Linked DNA regions of Homo sapiens: region 1 is linked to region 2. A link is a contact called in ENCODE Hi-C or POLR2A ChIA-PET data. All regions are on one chromosome and are shown on one strand. Each heading gives the region's core, a stretch centred on a gene start or an enhancer-like site at or near the end of the contact. The rest is flanking DNA. Distances are from core to core; before and after follow the strand shown.

Region 1 (2,812 bases), core at 17-2,516, 1.7 Mb before region 2:
AGTTCTGAACTATTTCAGCCACAAATGTTGGTCCATTTTCTGATCTTATAGTTAGAGGCAGTCCAAATCTGGGAATAATGTCTCTTAACAACAACTTGGTCACTTCTAGTGCCTTCACTGTCCAGGTGAGGAAAGCCTCGACTTATCCTGAAAAGGTGCAAATGAACACCAACAGGTACTGATAGCCCCCTTTCAGGGCAATTCTGTGAAATCCATCAGCAGTTTTTCACAGGGCCTGGCTTCTGTTTCCTGAACTCCTGGGGCCAAGTAGGTCCTTGTTTTGGATTATTTCAGGCACAGGATAGACGTTGTTTGCAGACAGCACGCATGATGGCAGAGAGCTGTGACACATAGAAATGTCAACCTATCAAAGTCTCTAGGATCATGCTTCTAATGTGTGTTCTTTGGTGGAACTATTTTACAAATCTGGGGCTATTGTCTCTGGGGCAGCTAGCCTCCCATCAGAGAACAGCCACCGTTCACTTTTAATATATTTCCCTGTTTCCTGACCAAACCAAAACTTTTCATCTAGAGTGTAGCTTGGGATCTCTGGGAGGGGAATCTCCAGGAGGAGAGGCATAGCTAAGTCTTTCTCTTTAGAACGTGGAGTTGTCATTGAAGCTTTCTTTGCCCTGTCTGCCTTTCTATTTTCTTTGGCCTTTAGTGTTCTTGCTTTTTGGTGCCCCTTTCAGTGCATCACTGCCACCTCTTTTGGGTCCCATACGGCATTTAAGAGCTGTAGAATTTCTTCCTTGTACTTTATTTCTTAGTTCCAGCTGTTAAAAATCTTTTATAACACTGGCTGATGCTTTTATCTCCATGTTGGAGCACCTCTGAGCTTTTTATATTGGTTGCCTTTTCTTTTACCATCATTTAGCCTTTGCAGAAGTACTTCTTGGCACTTTGTAGGTGTTGAAGCTGGACTGCATCATCTGGGTCCTAGTGGGGGTCCCCTTGTCCTCTTAAGAGACATGAGCATAACATTGGCATGGTCAGAACTGAGATGGCCTGACTTTTTGAAACTTTCACAACTTCCCGAGCTCTGATTTCTCCTTCTCAAGTGAGACTAGGAGCATGTATCTGTTTGAATTTAGCTCCTTAGGGGCAGTTAGCCTTGGTAAAGGGGGGTAGATTGGAATGTAGGGAGGAGGGGTCTCTGTTCCCTCCTATAGTTCTTGCAAAGCCGGTTTTCTCTTTCTTGAGACTTTTCTTTTGTCTCCGTAGCTTCCAGGGCAGCTGATTTTTACTTTCACTTTTGGCTCTGCGTGCTACAAGCCTCTGTGACTTTCCCTTTAACTCTGTAGTTGCCAGTGCAGCTGATTTCTCTCAACGTGAGCTGCGAGCATTCTACAATAAGCTGCTAGGCAATGCTGCATTCATTTAGCCATGAGTCTATATGAAGACTAGGTCTGAATGCCCTGGCTATCCTCCAACCCTAGTCACCACCTTAAAACACGACCAATTTCTCTGTAGTGCCTTCAGCCAGCCATCTGACATTGAAAGAAGGCTAGTCTAATTCACAGTATATCCTTAACTTTGGAACATCCAGTCTTATCCTATAATTATCTCTAAACGCTTTTTCAAAATTCTTTATCATGCACTCCAAAGGAGTTGGTTTTGACACTTGCTCTCCCATTTTCTCTCTTGCATCGCACTTTCACTGTCACTTTTACTCTCTGGTCCATCAGACCGGGTCCTATTATGGGAGTTTCAGATGCTGCTTAGCCAGGAACATGCATTCTCCTGTTAGAGCCTGCTGTGGCTGCAGATCTGGTCCTATCACCTGTATGCAATGTCCTAGGTCTGATTTTCCCACACTCACCTCAGAGCACACAGCCTGTGCTAAAGGACTTGTGCCTCCCCACATCATTGCCAATGTTGGCCTCTCCTGAGACCATCTCTTTAACATACTTTCACACACCTCCCCTGCCCCAGGACTCCTCACTGGGTGAAACAAGTCTCTTCTGTCCTGGTTGACTGCAGTTAGACTCCCACATTCACACAAATACACACACCACTCCTACCGCAGGACTCCTCATCAGACTAAATGAGCCTCTTTTGTGTCCTGGGCAGGTTCACATGCACCCACACACTCCCAGTTGGAGTAGCAAGCTACTCTTGCCACCCTGACAGCAAGCTCTGCCTTGCTGCACTTGCCACTCTATCGGCCCATTTTCTCCTTTTTTTCAGTTCCAATGAACCACTTTCATTTTGTTAGTGGGGACATGAGGTTCATCCAAGTTGGCAGGCCATTCCTGCTGTCCCCAGATGCTCTAGCTTTGATTAATTGTCAGTCCCCAACAGGTGATCAGGCTCCCCTTTGTCCCTATGGGATGGGCTTTGCTGCCTTGGGCTCTTACTCCTTACCATGGTTTATGAAGTGCTGGTATCATCCTGCAGCTCCATCCCTGGTTCCATTACACTAGTGGCCAGGGCACTGGGATCAGGGGAGAGCTGGTTTCCATCTGGGTGAAGCTCCCTCATGGCATGCCTTGGATGCTGGGTTTCCCCTGGCCCTGGGGCTCTAGTCCCACAGGCAAAGGAGACAGTAAATCTCCAATCCTGGATGAGCTCCCAGAAATGTGATGGTATTGGTAAGTAATCAGAGAGACCGATGGGGTTCAGGAGGAGGATATGTATTATTTAGTTGCACTGGCCCAGTCGGATTAACATCCAAAGGACTAAGCCCTGAACAAAGAGTTAAGTTACCTTTTAAGTATTTTGTGGGGCTGAGGGAGATCTGTACAGAGAGAAGCATATTACAGACGCAAGAAACAAATGCAGTTATTCAATTAATTGAGAGATGTATTAC
Region 2 (2,950 bases), core at 290-2,789:
GATGGGAGAAGCAGGCGTGGCCTCCATTGTCAGCAGGTCTTTGATGTCAAAAGGGCAGCATAGTCCTTTCAAACTCATCCAACGTGTTTGCATCTAACCAAGTTAAACAAGTAAAAGAAGTAAAATAAGAAAGCAATGCTTGTAGAATGTACAGTAGATATTGGTGGCACATGCCTGTTTAAGATTCGCCTGCTTGCCTCTCCTGTTCGATAGCTGCGACCAGAAAAAAACAGAAAAGGAAAAAGATGGAGTGGGATGATTAAGGGGTTTCAGTACAGCCTAATATGGATGGGATGATTAAGGGGTTTCAGTACAGCCTAATATGGAATTAAGGGGCTTTCATTTGCAACATCTTGTCATATCCTAAACGTTCTGCAAGTGTACCTAGCTAGGCATGTCATAATCAAATAAAAAATGTATATTGAGTATATTAAATAGCCGTACATTTTCAGTGATAAATGTGTTTGTATATTATTATAGCGCATTAAATATTGCATTATTAAATTAATGAACCCTGTGTTCATGCAACCTTCCCCCTTAAGGATCGCCCTATTGTTTTGTTTGTTTTTGTTTTGGTTGAGATGAAGTCTCCCTCTGTCACCCATACTAGAGTGCAGTGGCAGGATCTGGGCTCACTGCAACTTCCCCTCCCAGGTTCAAGCAATGCTTCTGCCTCAGCCTCCCAAGTAACTGGGATTACAGGCGCCCTCCAGCAAACCAAGTTAATTTTGTATTTTTTGTAGAGACGAGGTTTCCTCAGGCTGGTTTCGAACTCCTGACCTCAGGTGATCCCCGCCTTGGTCTTCCGAAGTGTTGGGATTACTGCACTAAAAGTTATCTGATTTTTAATTAACCTTTGCAAGCCACATTCACCAACTATCTGCTCCTTGAGCGCCCTCCCCTGCCTCCCGAATTCTTCCCGTGGCAGCTCCCAGTCTCCCGCCCTCCCACCGCCCGCTCGCATTCCAGCCTTTCTAAAGATGGGGGAGGATCGGAGCTTACTTTCTTTGGAAGACAATGGATTCTTCTCTTGCGTTTCTGTCTTCTTCAGTTTCGACTTATCGAATTTCTCGATCTCAGCCATACCAGGTTTGTCAGACATGGCTGCGGAGGAAGCCGTAGGGAGCAATCCAAAGTGAGCGTGAGAAACAGCCACCTGTCCGGGTCTCTGTACTGGGAACTGTGCTTCTGCCCTCCGACCCGCAACCTGAGAAAGCCCTTCTCGCCCTCCGTCCCCTGCTGTTTCGCGCTCATGAGCTTCCTCTTTCCACAGAAAAAGAGGCGACACCTTTCCTCAAATATTTGAAAACGCAGGGGACCAAAGAGGACAGATCCCTCTCAAAGTGGAATGTTCCGGAATAAAGGAATTTGACCCCTGTGAACTGTTAATTACAGCGTTTAAAATTAAAGGCTGGCTTGGAAGAGAATAGGAAAGCCACTTCCGCGTTCAAGTGGTTAAAATCGGGCAAGAATTCCTAAAATGGAGCCCAGGTCGCAAAAGCACTTCCATTTTGTAGCCACGGCCTCTCTGCAAACAACGCAGGCCTGGTCCTGCGCCCGCTTTCTAGTCTTCTCACGTAGGCGGAGGCTGCAGCTGGAGCTTGCGACAACCGCCCTACCAGCTTCCTCGCCCGCGCCACACTGCAGCCCAGCACACAAAGCGCGGCCCGGAAGCTAGTCCTGCCGGCGCTCTCGGCATTTCGGCATCCCTAGCACACATGCCTCTGCAAGAAGGGCTGTGAAAATGTCACAGCGCAGCGCCGCCGCTGCCAGGCTGCACAGATGCAGCCCGCAGAGCCGTCTGAGGCTGGGAGACGGCTCGGGGCTCGGGAGATGAGTGAGCCTCAGAACAAAGGATCTGTCTGTTCCCACATCTCAGCCTCCAAGACAACGCACAATACCTTTGAGAGCAAACACTAAGAAATTTTTTTTTTTTTTTTTTTTTTTTTTTTTTTTTTTTTTTTTTTTTTTTTTTTTTTTTGAGACGGAGACTCGCTCTGTCGCCCAGGCTGGAGTGCAGTGGCGGGATTTCGGCTCACTGCAAGCTCCGCCTCCCGGGTTCACGCCATTCTCCTGCCTCAGCCTCCCAAGTAGCTGGGACTACAGGCGCCCGCCACTACGCCCGGCTAATTTTTTGTATTTTTAGTAGAGACGGGGTTTCACCGTTTTAGCCGGGATGGTCTTCATCTCCTGACCTCGTGATCCGCCCGCCTCGGCACACTAAGAAATTTTAACACGAACCCTCCGAGCGGCAGTACATAAACGCCGGTTTATTTGCTTTGTTCTTAAATCATCGATTTCCCCACCGCATTACCCAGCATCTAGGGTGTTTCGCATCCCCACCTCCCCAAGGCAGCTTTCCCGGGGATAATCACTCGGCTTGGCTTTAGGGGATGTCTTCACAGGGACGCGAATAATGAAGGGGCAAGCGCGGCATGAAGGGGAGGGTAGAAGGAGTAAGGATGCAGGGGCCCTGGGGCTTACCTAAGCCAGGCGCGTAAGGGAGTGAAATCTAGTCTACACAGTGTCCACCGCGGAGTTGCCAGGACGGGATGGGCAGGCGCTACTTTATAGCCCTCCTATGTAAATGAGTTGATGTCACCCACAGGCCCGCTTAAGTCTTTCGCTCCACGTCTCGGAAGGGCGTCTGAAAGCTGCCGGGCGGTTGGGGAGCCCCAACGCCACCCTAGGTGCACCATTGCCCCCTAACCACAACGATGGCGAAAGATAAAATGAGCAAAGCACCTTCCAACACTTCCTTCAAAACGCATTTTCCCCTTTTACAACAGGAGCGTAAAAATTGCTCTTGCGGACTGGTGCATATTATTTAAGGGTCGGAGTAATACCTAGGGTAACAGGCATTGTTTTACTGAGAAACTGGCTTTACCTACTGAGGACATACGCACGCAAAGGCGCGGTGTCCCTCCCTGGAGTGCCTGGTCAGCTACAG

What was found. A loop is a pair of places that touch in the nucleus more often than their neighbours do. ChIA-PET counts read pairs that join two places held with the same protein, here RNA polymerase II (POLR2A). Pooled maps may share reads with other maps.
Region 1: a loop to region 2 is called in a map of naive thymus-derived CD4-positive, alpha-beta T cell, with 13 times the contacts of the local background. The contact joins the enhancer-like site here to the promoter of TMSB4Y in region 2. A Hi-C loop is called at or near these places in 2 of 168 maps with a recorded cell type or tissue (both naive thymus-derived CD4-positive, alpha-beta T cell) and 4 of 50 pooled maps. POLR2A ChIA-PET finds 5 or more read pairs at or near these places in 1 of 52 experiments (CD4-positive, alpha-beta T cell).

The regions. Positions count from the first base shown.
Region 1 is chrY:15,423,230-15,426,041 of GRCh38, reverse strand. No RefSeq gene overlaps it. Among named protein-coding and RNA genes, the nearest start is that of NLGN4Y-AS1, 620 kb to the right of the region's middle. Within about 2 kb of position 1,266, at least 4 of the 41 ENCODE cell types and tissues checked have a DNase peak (open chromatin) inside an H3K27ac peak, as active enhancers do.
Region 2 is chrY:13,702,488-13,705,437 of GRCh38, reverse strand. It overlaps TMSB4Y (thymosin beta 4 Y-linked), which reads right to left and starts at 1,539. Exons shown (of 2, transcript NM_004202.3): 1 at 1,003-1,539; 2 at 1-213. The coding sequence starts at 1,102. The coding sequence ends at 179.